Regions from separate parts of the Homo sapiens genome. Here regions 2, 3 and 4 are each linked to region 1. The links are chromatin contacts, found by Hi-C or POLR2A ChIA-PET in ENCODE. All regions are on one chromosome and are shown on one strand. Each heading gives the region's core, a stretch centred on a gene start or an enhancer-like site at or near the end of the contact. The rest is flanking DNA. Distances are from core to core; before and after follow the strand shown. Region 1 holds the start of PDAP1 (PDGFA associated protein 1). Region 2 holds the start of GNB2 (G protein subunit beta 2). Region 3 holds the start of BRI3 (brain protein I3). Region 4 holds the start of BAIAP2L1 (BAR/IMD domain containing adaptor protein 2 like 1).

What was found. Hi-C counts contacts between places; a loop is a spot of excess contacts on that map. ChIA-PET counts read pairs that join two places held with the same protein, here RNA polymerase II (POLR2A). Pooled maps may share reads with other maps.
Region 2: a pooled map shows a loop between it and region 1 (12-fold over the local background). The contact joins the promoter of GNB2 here to the promoter of PDAP1 in region 1. A Hi-C loop is called at or near these places in 7 of 50 pooled maps. POLR2A ChIA-PET finds 5 or more read pairs at or near these places in 3 of 52 experiments (GM10248, WTC11 and naive thymus-derived CD8-positive, alpha-beta T cell).
Region 3: a map of heart left ventricle shows a loop between it and region 1 (5-fold over the local background). The contact joins the promoter of BRI3 here to the promoter of PDAP1 in region 1. A Hi-C loop is called at or near these places in 1 of 168 maps with a recorded cell type or tissue (heart left ventricle) and 7 of 50 pooled maps.
Region 4: a loop to region 1 is called in a map of heart left ventricle, with 23 times the contacts of the local background. The contact joins the promoter of BAIAP2L1 here to the promoter of PDAP1 in region 1. A Hi-C loop is called at or near these places in 1 of 168 maps with a recorded cell type or tissue (heart left ventricle) and 1 of 50 pooled maps. POLR2A ChIA-PET finds 5 or more read pairs at or near these places in 2 of 52 experiments (PC-9 and activated B cell).

The regions. Positions count from the first base shown.
Region 1 is chr7:99,407,096-99,410,233 of GRCh38, forward strand. It overlaps PDAP1 (PDGFA associated protein 1), which reads right to left and starts at 1,502. Exons shown (of 6, transcript NM_014891.7): 1 at 1,441-1,502. The coding sequence starts at 1,453. It overlaps BUD31 (BUD31 spliceosome associated protein), which reads left to right and starts at 1,874. Exons shown (of 6, transcript NM_003910.4): 1 at 1,874-2,150; 2 at 2,939-3,074. It overlaps MIR12119 (microRNA 12119), which reads left to right and starts at 2,077; the gene lies at 2,077-2,169. RefSeq lists a silencer at 1,271-1,330 and an enhancer at 1,541-1,930.
Region 2 is chr7:100,671,852-100,674,989 of GRCh38, forward strand. It overlaps GNB2 (G protein subunit beta 2), which reads left to right and starts at 1,889. Exons shown (of 10, transcript NM_005273.4): 1 at 1,889-2,072. RefSeq lists silencers at 1,419-1,548, 1,559-1,638, 1,889-2,068 and enhancers at 2,499-2,708, 2,909-2,988.
Region 3 is chr7:98,280,107-98,283,244 of GRCh38, forward strand. It overlaps BRI3 (brain protein I3), which reads left to right and starts at 1,580. Exons shown (of 3, transcript NM_015379.5): 1 at 1,580-1,831; 2 at 2,245-2,347. The coding sequence starts at 1,690. RefSeq lists an enhancer at 411-1,395 and silencers at 1,092-1,601, 1,732-2,071.
Region 4 is chr7:98,399,362-98,402,499 of GRCh38, forward strand. BAIAP2L1 (BAR/IMD domain containing adaptor protein 2 like 1) reads right to left here and starts at 1,729. Exons shown (of 14, transcript NM_018842.5): 1 at 1,441-1,729. The coding sequence starts at 1,491. RefSeq lists a silencer at 1,403-2,062.

The DNA.
Region 1 (3,138 bases), core at 252-2,751:
AAAAAACGATTTGCACTTAACATAATGGAAACAAGCGTTGGTCCTTTGCTCTTAGGGAGTTTGATACTTTTAACACCTTCACGGTTTTTTGTGGTTTTCAGATTAACCCAAGAAAATGTAAACCTTGTCTACCCCAAAAAGCTTTTCACAAGCCCAAAGACCATTTAGCTATGAATTCATATTTAAGGTTTTATCGTTGTAACCTCCAACCTTTACCCAAAGTATCCATTAAGTAAAACTTCGGAGGGAGGATGGCTCATTCAGCAACCTCCTTTTACAGATGAAGGGACTGGGGAACAATAGCAGAGAGACTTTTCCAGCCACAGAATAAATCAGTAGAGAGCTAGGTTTAAACACATTTAGCTCTGTAATGCCCAATTATCTCTGGAGTCAGGAAGCGATTTAGGTTTGAAAACGCTACAGGCAGATGTTTCTGTGGGTTGAGTGCATTAACCAATATAACACATGAGCTACCAACACAAATATATTTGTTCTGTGCCAGGAGGTGGCCAGGCACTTTATGAGCGCTATAATTTTACCACCCCGGCCCCAATTCAACAAGCTAAGGATTAGCCCAGTGTTTCAGATGAGGAAGAGGTTAACTTGTTCAGGGCCACAGAATTAGACGTGACATAGCTGGGATTCAAACTGGGGACTATCGATTCTAAAGGGGGAAACAGGATAGAGAACGGGCTAGAAGATAGAGGACGGGCTACAATGGACTGGGCAGTCATGAACCTACTTACAAGATCAAGAGCTGGCAAAGCCTTAAAAATAAGAATAGTTACTGCTTCACTGGGCACTTTTAACGACTGCCTGGCACTGTACTGCGCACTCCACGTGGATTACCTAGTTGAAGCCTCCCAACAGTACTAAGAGGTAGGTACAATCGTTATTCCCATTGGCAAATGAGAAAACGGAGACACAGGAGGTGGAGCGACTGGCTCAAAGGAACACACCGAGCCGCTACCGAACGGGGGAGTCGAAACCAGGTCTGGAAGGCTCATGGGCATCTCCTTAAGTCCTCCTAGGCAGGCCTGGCTGAACCGAAGCCAGAAAAAGCCCACGTTTTACGCGAGAGGCAGGCGGGCCCGGCACAAGCGCGGGACGCGGTGACTCAGTTCCTAGCCAGCCAAAGAGTGGGATAAATTCCAGAACCCCTAGACCCGGAGAAGCGCATCCTAGATCCGGCTTTCTAGGCCGGCGAGGACCCAGAGCTTCCGAAACTCCTCAGACCACTGACGGAGTGACTCTGGGACACCACAGTCCTCAGTTTCCCCATCGGGACAATTGGGCGTCGAGGCCCAGGCCTGGCTCTCAGCCGGTGCGGACAGCCTCCCTCTGCGCTGCTCTCAGAGACGCGCACGGGCTGAGGGGACAGCGGAAGCCGGACCTGGGCCGCCCCTCCAGGCCTGCGGGCCACCGGCGCCCGCCCCTCACCTCCTTTAGGCATTGCGGCTCCGGCGGCTGCGGCGGCGGCGGCGGCGCCTCGAACTGACACCGGAACCGGAAATAGCTTGGGCTCGACTTCTTCCTCCTGGGCCAGCCGCCGCCGCCGCTTCAGTGGCCGCAGTGGCCGCAAGGACCCGGACCTCAGGGAGGCCTCCGCACGAAGTCGGACCGTCCTGCGCGCCGCCTAAGTCCAGGCTTGCCCGTCTGCTGCCAGGCAACAACGCCCCTAGTCTCTCCGTTCGGGAAGACGCGTGGCCCTGCCTGCCACCCACCGGAAGTGAGGGCAAATGGCAACAGCGGCTCTGGAATTCTATACAGGCATTGCTGAGGACACCTAAGATGACGCAATCTCCGCGCGGGTAGGGCGGGGCTCCGCAAGGACCTCATGCCTTAGAGATCGCCTGAAGAGCGGAAGCCTTCTGTCGAGAAGCAGCTACCCAAGCTCCAGGAGCTTCCGGTATGTGTTTTCCCTCTGTTCTCGATTACCTTGGCAACGGCTGAGGCGGGAGACCGGTGGTCTGCACCGTCCTGGAGGGAGATATGAGTGGCTGGACTCTCAGCCAGCCACTGGGATGTGTTCGGGCTTTGGACCTTGAGGCCGGAGAGAGCTCCCGAGAGGAGGCGGCGCCACGTTCGTTCTTCTGAGGGGACGGTAGATTTGGGGGTTTTCCTCTAGGATTCTCGCGCCGTTTCCTCTGGTAGGAACGTCTTCTGTGTTCTGATTGTTTTTCTAAGCTGGGTTCAGATGCTGTCCTTTTTATGAGTTTTCCCTACAATCCTGCACTATCTTCCTTCGCTCCTCCTCGCCTCCTTCCCCTAGCGCCCCAATCTCTCTTACACCTCCCGGCACATCTTTCTTCTCGATCTGATTACCTCCTACGTCCTCTTTCTCCTCGATCTGGTTACCGCCTACCATTTTCACCTCCGAGAGGCCTCTTCTGACTTCCAGGCTGGATCAGGGCCCTCGAATTTCCCTGGGTCGTAGAAAAGCGATCATTCTCTTGTCACAGACTATGCGCCTTGGGGCCGAGACCAGAATTCACCTATTTTTAGCTTCAGCGTAGGGGAGACTAGTGCGAAGACCACTGATTTGGGAGTCAGGAGCCCTCCAGAGTCAGGTTTTGCAAATTCTCAGCTGTGTGACCCTGATTCTACCTTATAGAGTTTGATTCCTCCTCTATATGGTTGTTTTAGAGAGTTCATGAGAGGAGGCTCTGTGGGCGGGGGGGGGGTGGGTCTTTGTAAAGTGTCAGTACAGAAGGGAGTGACTGAATGAATTTGAGAGAGATGAATCTGTTATGCTGAAAGGTAAATACTTAACCTGGGTTCTCTCTGGCAGCAAGGAAATGCTGTGTGGTTTGAAAAACGCTTTGCTATTTAGATTGGGATCGGCCTCTTGTATGGGAACTACCTGACTTTATGTAATATGTTGTTTGGTGTGAAAGAGACCTTGGCAATCAGCCAATCCACTGCCCTCATTTTACAGAAGAAACAGGACCAGAGAGGGAAGGTGACCTGAAAGTCACAGAATAATTTTTTAGAGCTGAACAAGAATCCAAGCCTGCAACTGCAGAGACGAGAGATCTTTCTGCTGTCTATACTCTTGGAAAGCACATCCTAAGGTACTTTGATTTTACAGTCATCTTTCCCTTTTTATTTTATGTTTTGTTTTGTTTTGTTTGTTAT
Region 2 (3,138 bases), core at 639-3,138, 1.3 Mb after region 1:
CACCATATTGGCCAGGCTTGTCTCAAACTCCTGACCTCAAGTGATCCACCCGCCTCGGCCTCTCACAGTGCTAGGATTACAGGCGTGAGCCCCATCTCGTTCTTTCTTATGGCTGCGTGTTTTGATACTTTCAAATTACAAGGACTCAGTGAAGGCTATTCGTTGCCTTGAACTTCCCAAAGCATTTCCACAATCGATGGGGTTCTCAGTAAGAATCCGGGACTTGGAGGGCAGATGCTGTCAACATCCCCATTTAACAGATGTGGAAACTGAGGCCTAGACCTACGTTCTTGTCCCTTTACAGGCAAGGTCCCTGGAGGAAGGGGTTCATCTAGAGGCTCATACAGATAAACTGGAATGTACAGTAAAGTTTTGGCTGCCTGGGTTCATATCTAAACTCTGCAGCCTCAGGTCTCTTTCCACTATTAGAAAATGGGGAGAAGGCTGGGCGCGGTGGCTCACGCCTGTAATCCCAGCACTTTGGGAGGCCGAGACGGGCACATCACCTGAGGTCAGGAGTTTGAGACCAGCCTGGCCGACATGGTGAAACCTCGTCTCTACTAAAAATACAAAAAAAAATTAGCTGGGCATGGTGGCGGGCGCCTGTAATCCCACCTACTCCAGAGGCTGAGGCAGGAGAATCGCCTGAACCCAGGAGGCGGAGGTTGCAGTGAGCCGAGATCATGCCACTGCACTTCAGCCTGGGCGACAGAGTGAGACCCTGTCTCCAAAAAAAAAAAAAAGAAAAGAAAAGAAAATGGGGAGAATGTTAGCACTTAATTTCCCAGTATTGTGAGACTTAACATATGTCAGCCTGGGCAGCATAGCAAGACCCCACCTCTACCAAAAATTTAAAAATTAGCTGGGCATGGTGGCTGGGGCACGCCTGTGGTCCCAGGTACTAGGGAGGCTGAGGCAGGAAGATCACTTGAGCCGAGGAGATTGAGGTGGCAGTGACCTACAATCGCGTCACTGTACTCCAATTAAAAAATAAGTGTCGGGCCAGGCGCGGTGGCTCACGCCTGTAATCCCAGCACTTTGGGAGGCCGAGACAGGCAGATCACGAGGTCAGGAGATGGAGACCATCCTGGCTAACACCGTGAAACCCCGTCTCTACTAAAAATACAAAAAATTAGCCGGGTGTGGTGGCACACGCCTGTAGTCCCAGCTACTCAGGAGGCTGAGGCAGGAGAATCGCTTGCACCCGGGCGGCGGAGGTTGCAGTGAGTTGAGATAGCACTCCAGCCTGGGCGACAGAGAGAGACTCCGTCTCAAAAAAAAAAAGTGTGGCTCTCAATAAATGAGTTGTTATTTCAGTGGCAAGCCCTGAAAGGGGGTCTACAAAGGCCCAGTGGGCGAGGCTGAGGAAATGCCTGGACACGACCCTTCTCATGGCATTCCCGGGGCGCCCGCATCAGCCCCTACCCACTCCCGCTCGGGGACTTTCTCGGAATCGCGCTTCTTCTTCCAGCAGCCTCGAGGCCGGCCCCGTCCAGGTCTCTTTAGCTCCGCCCCCTGGTGAGGGGCGTGGCCTCCTCAGGGCCGGGGCGTGGCCCAACCGGGAACTGGGGCGTCGAACTCCCCTTCCCAGTCTGGAGCCACCCATTCCAGGCGGGGCGGGAGGCTGATCACGTGACCAGCGAGCGGTCTCACCCTCCTCATATGCCAGTACCACCTCCTCCAGTCCCAGAGGGGGGATGTCTTACTCCTTTCCGTGAAGCAAACCCTTTGAGTACGGTTTGCGTCCACAAAGCGTAGGGTGAGAACCTTGGGAGCGACTGGGCCCGTCTTTGCTCCCTCGGTGGGGTTTTGTCTCCTGGCTTCCCCCAAGTGCGAGGCAGTTGGTCTCGCCCAGCCGGGTCCTGGGCGCGGCGGCGGCAGCCGCGTCACTGGCGGGCGGGATCCCTCCGCTCTGGGGAGGCAGCGCTGGCGGCGGGGCTGGGGCCACTGAGGAAATCCATCCGCGCCGCCGCCGCCGCCGCCGCCGCCGCCGCCGCCGCCTCCGCCGCGGAGGAAGACAGCGCCGCCCGCGCACCGCCAGCGACCTCCGCCGCAGAGTCCCACCGCCACAGGTACCTTCGCTGGCAAAAGGAGTCCTCTCGCCCCCCAGCCCCAATTTCCCCCAGGGGAACCTCTCTTCCTTCGGTCTCCCGGGGCTGGCCTCCTGGGAGCGGACGTAACTCCCCAGACCTCCGCTCCCTTCCCCTCTTGCCCGGTCGCTCCCAAACCCGGAAGGGGAACTGGGGAACCCTCGCCCCCCACCGTGCGTGCGCTTCCCCGCACCATCAGCGAAGTTTTTGCCCGACCCCAGACCCCAGCCCAGCCCCGACTGCCTCTTGCTCCCTCGGAAGTTGGGGGGCTAAATTCCGGGCTTCCTCTAGGCCCCGCCCCGCCCCCTTTCCCCACCGCCACCCTCCCGCCTGCCCCCGGGGAGCACCCCTCGTGTCCTCCACTGTCGCACCCCTGCCGGCCCTCGCCTTGCACAACTCCAAAATCGGGGAGAAGCAGGCAAGGCCGCGCGCCACCCTTCCTTTCGTCTCCACCCTACCCACGATTTGGGTGCTGCCCGTGGTTTCTGGCCCCACTCGCCGAAACTGGAGCCCTCGGCGCCCTATTCCCTTTACAGATCCTCACCCCAAGCCCAGCTCCCAGGCGCCCGCCCCCCGCCCAGCTTTCTTTTAGGCAAAATGGAGGTCGTAGGGGCTGGAGGGCCAGGCCCACTGCGCTTCGCAGCGCCGCACCAGCCCGCGCCTTCCAGCTGCCAGATCCAGGGACCCTCCCGTCACTCTCCTGAGCCCCGCCAGACCTGCGGAGGCGGTTGCACCCTCATTTCTCTATGGAGCGCCGGCTGCTATATCCCTAGAGTCTGGGGGCTGCTGAGGGCCCTGGGGGGTGATGGGGACCGAGGGCTGAGAACGTCGCCCCCGCCCCCAGTTTCTTCCTCCAGCCGTGCTTCCTTCTGCCCTGGGCCTCCGGCGGTGCCGCCAGGCCTGGGCTGCTAGTAGGTGGAAGAGGCTTTGTGCGGGCCTGGGGGTTGGGTAGAGTAAGGAGTTCTGCCCGCACCCCCCATCCCCCGATTTTGAGGGTCACCCCTTGGCACTGGCGTAGAAAGCTGAACTTACAAGGAGGGGAAATGTC
Region 3 (3,138 bases), core at 330-2,829, 1.1 Mb before region 1:
GTAGTCCCCAGCTACTTAGGAAGCTGAGATGGGAGGATCACTTGAGCCCCGGAGGTCGACGTTGCAGTGAGCCAGGGTTGCATCACTGCACTCCAGCCTGGGCCACAGAGTGAGACTCTGTTAAAAAAAAAAAAAAAAAAGATATATATATATATATATATATATATATGTATGTGTGTGTATATATACATGTGAATGATGATCCCTTATTAAAAAATAAAAATAAGGCCGGGTGCAGGGGCTGACATCTGTAATTCCAGCACTTTGGGAGGCTGATGCAAAAGGATTGGTTGAGGCCAGCAGTTTGAGACTGGCCTGGGCACATAGCAAGATCCCATACAAAAATTTTTAAAAATTAGCTGGGCATGGTGGCGTGTGCCTGTGGTCCCCAGCTACTGAGGAGGCTGAGGTGGGAGGATGGCTTGGGCCCAGGAGGTCGAGACTGCATTGAGCAATGACTGTGTCACTCTACTGCAGCCTGGGTGACAGAGCAAGAGAGCCCCCCCAGCACCCCCTACAAATTTTTTTTTTAAAAATTAAAAAGGCGCGGTTCGAGAAGAGCTGTAGTCGTCCCAGAGCTACAGTGCAGGTGATATCAAAATGCAGGTGAGAAAACTGGAGACAGAATACAGTAACGGATACAGGTGCCCCTGAAAAGGTGCAGAGGCGCTAAGGACGCAAGCAATCCTGAACGTTCCAATCGTTCGTTTTAAAGTTGTCCTGGCCAACCCGTGAAGCCTTGTATGAGGAAATGTTTCAACGAGGGCGCCTGACGCAGTCCCCGAGGCCAGAAAACACCCAGGTTTAGATACGGGCTCTGACCCGCACCTGCCACAGCCAAATCCCTCCCCCTTCTGAGCCCGATCCCGTGTTGTCCTCCAGGGGTAAGCAAAACACCTGGCAGGGCTGCCTGAAGATTAGGGAAACTGAGGAGACGCGGCAGGTGCCCAGTATTTATAGTTTTGTCCCCAAACGGGGGAGTTATTTGTAAGCACTGGCTACTACCCCCGTCAATCACCTAATTGTCCAAAAAAAGGCAAACGGAGGGAATGCGCCGCAGCTGAGCACCGCGCAGGCCGCAGCTGAGGTGCACACCCGGGTGTGCCCTTTGTATTGCTGGAAGCGCTGGCGATCATAGGGGCAGAGGGCTGGCGTTGGGGCGGCCTGGGACCCACCCGGCCCCGCCCCCTCTCAGGCCCCGCCCTCCCCCTCCTCCACCGGTAGGGGGACCTCGGCCGGCCTGGGAGATCGGGGCGTAGGGGGAGGTGGGGGTGCATCCGCGAGCCCTAAAGGTCATGACCCTATGGGGCGTCTCTGGGTCGTCGTGGGGGATGGGCGGGGGGGGGGGTCTCCCCGCCACGGGAGGTCTAGAGAGCAGCGGCGGCGGGGCGGGGCGGAGTGCAGAGGCGCCGCCGGCGGGGCGGCTTCGGGAGGGCGCGGCCCCTTTAAGACGCCCCGCCGGCCCCGCCCCCGAGCCCCGCCTCCCGCCGCCCACGTGACCCCGGTCTTGTGACTGGGCCCGGGAGGGCGGGGGAAGCCCGCGGCTCGCGCCCGCCCCGCCCCGCCCCGCGTCTGCCTCAGAGGGGCCCGAGCCACCCGGTCCGCCGCGTCCCCGCCGCCGCCGCCGCGTCCCCCGCCGGGGCCGACCGAGCCGAGCCGGGCCGGAGCGGCGGGCGCGGCCGGGCCGCCATGGACCACAAGCCGCTGCTGCAGGAGCGGCCGCCCGCCTACAACCTGGAGGCCGGCCAGGGCGACTACGCGTGCGGCCCGCACGGCTACGGCGCCATCCCCGCCGCGCCCCCGCCGCCGCCCTACCCCTACCTCGTCACAGGTGGGCCCGTAACCAACTTTCCCCGCCGGCGGCTTCCGAGGTGGCAAGCCCGGTCGGGGGACGTGGGTCCGGAGGCGGGTGGGGCCCGCCCGGGGGTCCTTCCTGGAGCTGGAGGTCCCCGGGCTGGCTTCGGGACCCGGCGCCGCCGAGGGCCAGCCTCCCCCCCGGGGCTCTAGTCCTCGGGCCCGTCGTAACCCGGCGGGGCCGGATCCCTGCCCCAGATGAACTTTGTGTCACGAGGCGCTCGCTGTTGGCAGATTAGCGCCGAATCAGGCCCGCGGTGGCCGTCCCGAGGGTGGAAAAGACCGGGGGCTTTTTTAGCGGGGTGGAGGTTGAGGGGACAGGATGAGTAGTCCCCGTGGCGGTCCGATTTCTCCTCCCTGCACCCTAATGACCTGCTTTCCCGCCCACAGGGATACCCACCCACCATCCCAGGGTCTACAACATCCACAGCCGGACCGTCACCCGCTATCCTGCCAACTCTATCGTGGTCGTAGGAGGCTGTCCTGTCTGCAGGTGAGTGGGTCTGCAGCCTGGGGACTGGCCCTGGAAGCTCTGAGGACCCCCGCCCTAACCCCCAGGACCTCACAGCTCTGCTTGTGGGAGTGGGTCCGGCTTGACTTGGATCTTGACCAGAGCCCTTTATGGGAGGGACAGACAGGCTGCCCGAATGCGGTGTGGGAGAGTGCGGGTCCGCTCACCCTTGGCTCTGAACACATTTTGTGGGGGCAAAAGGGTGGATTCCTTTTCCTAGATCTTGGGGCATTGCACCCCAAGTGATTGGGATGTAGAAATGGTAACAACGGGACTCGTGGTCCTTTCGTCTTTGTTCTGGGACTTGCAAGGAATCAGGTGTCTGCTTTTTCCTTCACTTTCCGCAAGTTTACTCTGCAGTTGATCGTCGAAGGTGGTGGAAGGTTTCATTTTCCCGGAAGGGGCATTTGGAAGTAAGTGCACCAGCAGGACAGACCTCAGTGGGAGAAGCGACGGCCGTAAGAGCTGCTTTATCCAAAGTTGGCTTGAAACGCTCTTCCACGAGCTGGACCAGGATGGAAACCCCGTGTTTCTTTGAGGCAGGAGTTATTTTTTTCATATCCTCGCATTGGACCTGCACACGCTTTTTGGTTTTTATAGGGCCCCGAGGTGCAGCTAGAGGCTTGTTTTGTGGAGGTTTTGAGGATTCACATTTAAATAAGGATTAATTAAATATAAACCCTTGGCAGCTGGGGGTGTTCAGATTGCTTAGAAAGTAGGGGCAGAGTTGGCCGGGACAGGGTTTTCAGCTGTGTCTCGGAGGAGGAAGTTGA
Region 4 (3,138 bases), core at 479-2,978, 1.0 Mb before region 1:
ACAAAAATGTTCATGTTCTTCTCTTACTTTCATTCAACAAAAGTTAATAGACTCCTCTGATTTTAGGAATTCAGACCTTGAAAACCCAGAAACTAAAATTTTAGGTTTAAAAAAGTCTATCAAAATGACTAAACTTCCTGATTCAAGCACCAGGGACAGAAAAAAGATAAAACACACCAACCAACCAACCGACCAACCATTTATTTATAACCTTAAACATGCCTATACATGAACTTAGAGAACGTTAAAGTTTCAAGGGTTCGAAGCGCCTAGGCTGAATTAAAACAAAAGTTGTTTTGTGTTCTATTAATAGCAGATGATTAACAGATATCTTATTTCACCTGGAATTCATTTGTAAGTATGTAAACTAAACAGGCCACTAATCCTAAGTCTCTGTCTGTGTCTGGAAAAATTCTCTCCTAATACATGCAAGTTAAGAGACCGGCTATCAACGCATTCCTTAAGGTTAGGTCAATTTCATTAAAACCTCGGTTGTTCTTTGACTTCAAGAACCTCACCAAATAACCCATATATAAAAGCCAAGTTCAACTGAAAGGTGGGAGAGGAAGGGTCTAAGGAGGAGGGCGTTTCCCGGGAGAACGCCCAGAGCTCGGCTCACCTGGCGATCCTAATTACAGGGGAGTTTCACCCCCACATTCTTGGGCGCTTTCTTTTCTTAGAGGAAACTCGAGCTTGTGTCTTTGGTCCCGGAGGGCTTAAGCCCGGCAGCCAGGACAGCACGGGTCACTGATTCCAAGAAGTTGGGAGGAGGACGTGGGCCCCACCGACGCACAACAGACCCCTCCCCAACTTAAGTGCACTAGTTGTAAAATGTGTAGCTGGTCAGGGGATGGGGGGTGGTCTCCAGAGCTCTGAGGGTCAGGGAAGAGGAGAAGGGACGGGGAGGAGAAGGGACAGGGGAGGCGGAGAAGGGCCAGGAGAGGAGGGGGAGACACACGGGGAAGGAGGAAGAACCAAGAGGAGGGGGAGGGGGAGGGGGAGGGAGGGGGATAGACTGGGGAGAAGAAGGGACAGGGGAGGAGGGGGAGACACACGGGGGAGAAGGAAGAACCAGGAGGAGGGGAGGGACAGTGTCGAGGGGCAGGGGAGGAGGGAGAGTGAACGGGGAGCGGAGGGGCAGAGGGAGAGGTACAGCGGGGCGGGAAAGAGAGACAGGGAAGAAGCACAGGGAGGAGGGGAGGGAAGGAGGAGGAAAAGTAGGGGGGAGGGGATGGGGAGGGACTGGGAGGAAGGAGAGGGCCAGGGGAGGAAGAAGAGGGGCTGTGGAGGGCCAGGGGAGGAGTGGGAGAGACCGGGAGAGGTGGAAGGACGCGGGGGAGGGGAGCTGGAGGGAGGGAAAGTACCTTCCCGCGTAAAGTCCCCTTCTGAACCCCGAGGTGGAAAGCCCTGACCTCCCTGAGCCCCGGGCCCTGGGCTTACCCGGTAGGTGCTCTCCGTGAGCCGGTTCACCTCCTCGGGCCCCCGGGACATGGCTGCGGCCGCCGGGCGAGCAAGCGCGGGAGGACGCGGCTGGGCCTCGTGGCCGCCGGACTCCGGGCAGCGGGAGGGCCGGGGCGCGACTAAGGGGCTCTGGAGGGTCGGCCGCCGCCGCAGCCGTCGGCCCGAGAGTGCCCGCGCGCGTCTCCGCTGCGAAAATGTCAAAACTTGCGGCAGCGCCGCCCTGGCCTTCTTCGAGGAGCAGAGGAGAAGCGGCCGGACGCCGCCAGAGGAAGCTGGGCGGGCCGGGCGGCCCCACCTGAGGCGGGCGGGGCAGACGGGGGCGGGGCCGCAGGGCCGGAGGGGCGTGGCGTACCCACCTGAGGCGGCCTGGTGAGCGGGGCCCGGCCGGGGTGGGCGGGGAGGAGGCGGGGCCAGGCAGCTGGAATGGGCGTGGCCAGAGGGAAGCGGGCCCCCCGAGTGGGCGGGGTCACCCCACCTGTGGCGGACAGGGCAGCGAGGCCACGGTGCGCCCCCTCGCGGCTCTCCCAGAGCTCCGGCGACGTAGGGCCCGAGACCCTGGAGTGGGGACCGGTGTGGAGTGGGCTGCTCGCTTTGCTGTTTTGCTAGGGCAAGGGCAGCCTGGGGGTGTTTAGACTGTGGTCCTGGAGCCCTTGTTTGCCTCGCGTGGTGCTGGCCCCGGGGACCCCGAGGCCCACTTCCTCCATGAGGGCTTCCTTCAAGCCCTGCGTTTTGGGGACCAAGGGAAGGGGCCACATTCCCCAGTTGTATTGATTTCCCTGATTGATCTCTTCTTGCCCCGCCGCTCACTGACCCCAAAAGTTAGAGGGACCCGTGGGGGCATCGGCCCTCCTAGGTGGAGAAAACGGGCTGCCACTTGCAGTTTTGAAAGCTCCTGATATATCAAAAAATTAATAAATGCCAGGGTCTAGTTACCGAAATGTTAGTACTTTTTTTTTTTTGAGATGGAGTCTCACTCTGTCGCCTAGGCTGGAGTGCAGTGGTGCGATCTCAGCTTGCTGCAACCTCCGCTTCCCAGGTTCAAGCGATTCTCCTGCCTGGCATGAGCCATCCTGCCTGGCCCCCAGATAGAAGCTTTTTGTTTGTTTTTGAGACAGAGTTTCACTCTTGTCCCCTCAGGCTGGAGTGCAGTGGTGCTCTCTCAGCTTGCTGCAATCTCTGCCCCCCAGGTTTAAGCAATTCTCCTGCCTCAGCCTCTCGAGTAGCTGAGATTACAGGTGCACGTGCCACCAAGCCAGGCTAATTTTTTTGTATTTTTAGTAGAGACGGGGTTTCACCATGTTGGCCAGGTTGGTCCCGAGCTCCTAACCTCAGGTGATCCGCCCTGCTCAGCCTCCCAAAGTGCTGGGATTACAGGCTTGAACCACCGCGCCCGGCCCAGTAGTACATTTTTAAACTTTACATTAACAACGACCTTTAACTCAATGCAGTGTAACCATGCTACTCACGAGATTGTTGTAGGGTTTAGAAAACCACCTGAGCTGAAGTGTTAGGGAAGCCTCTCTTCTTGTCATCACTCAAACTCTGTGGAGGTGTGTGGCTCCTGGGCTCCCTATTTTGTCTCCATCCCGGCCTCAGCCCTGCCCAAGGGTGAGGCAGCTGCCTTCTTTGGGCCTCTCTTCCAGGATTATGTACCTTGGGCTGGGTGACAGCCTTCTC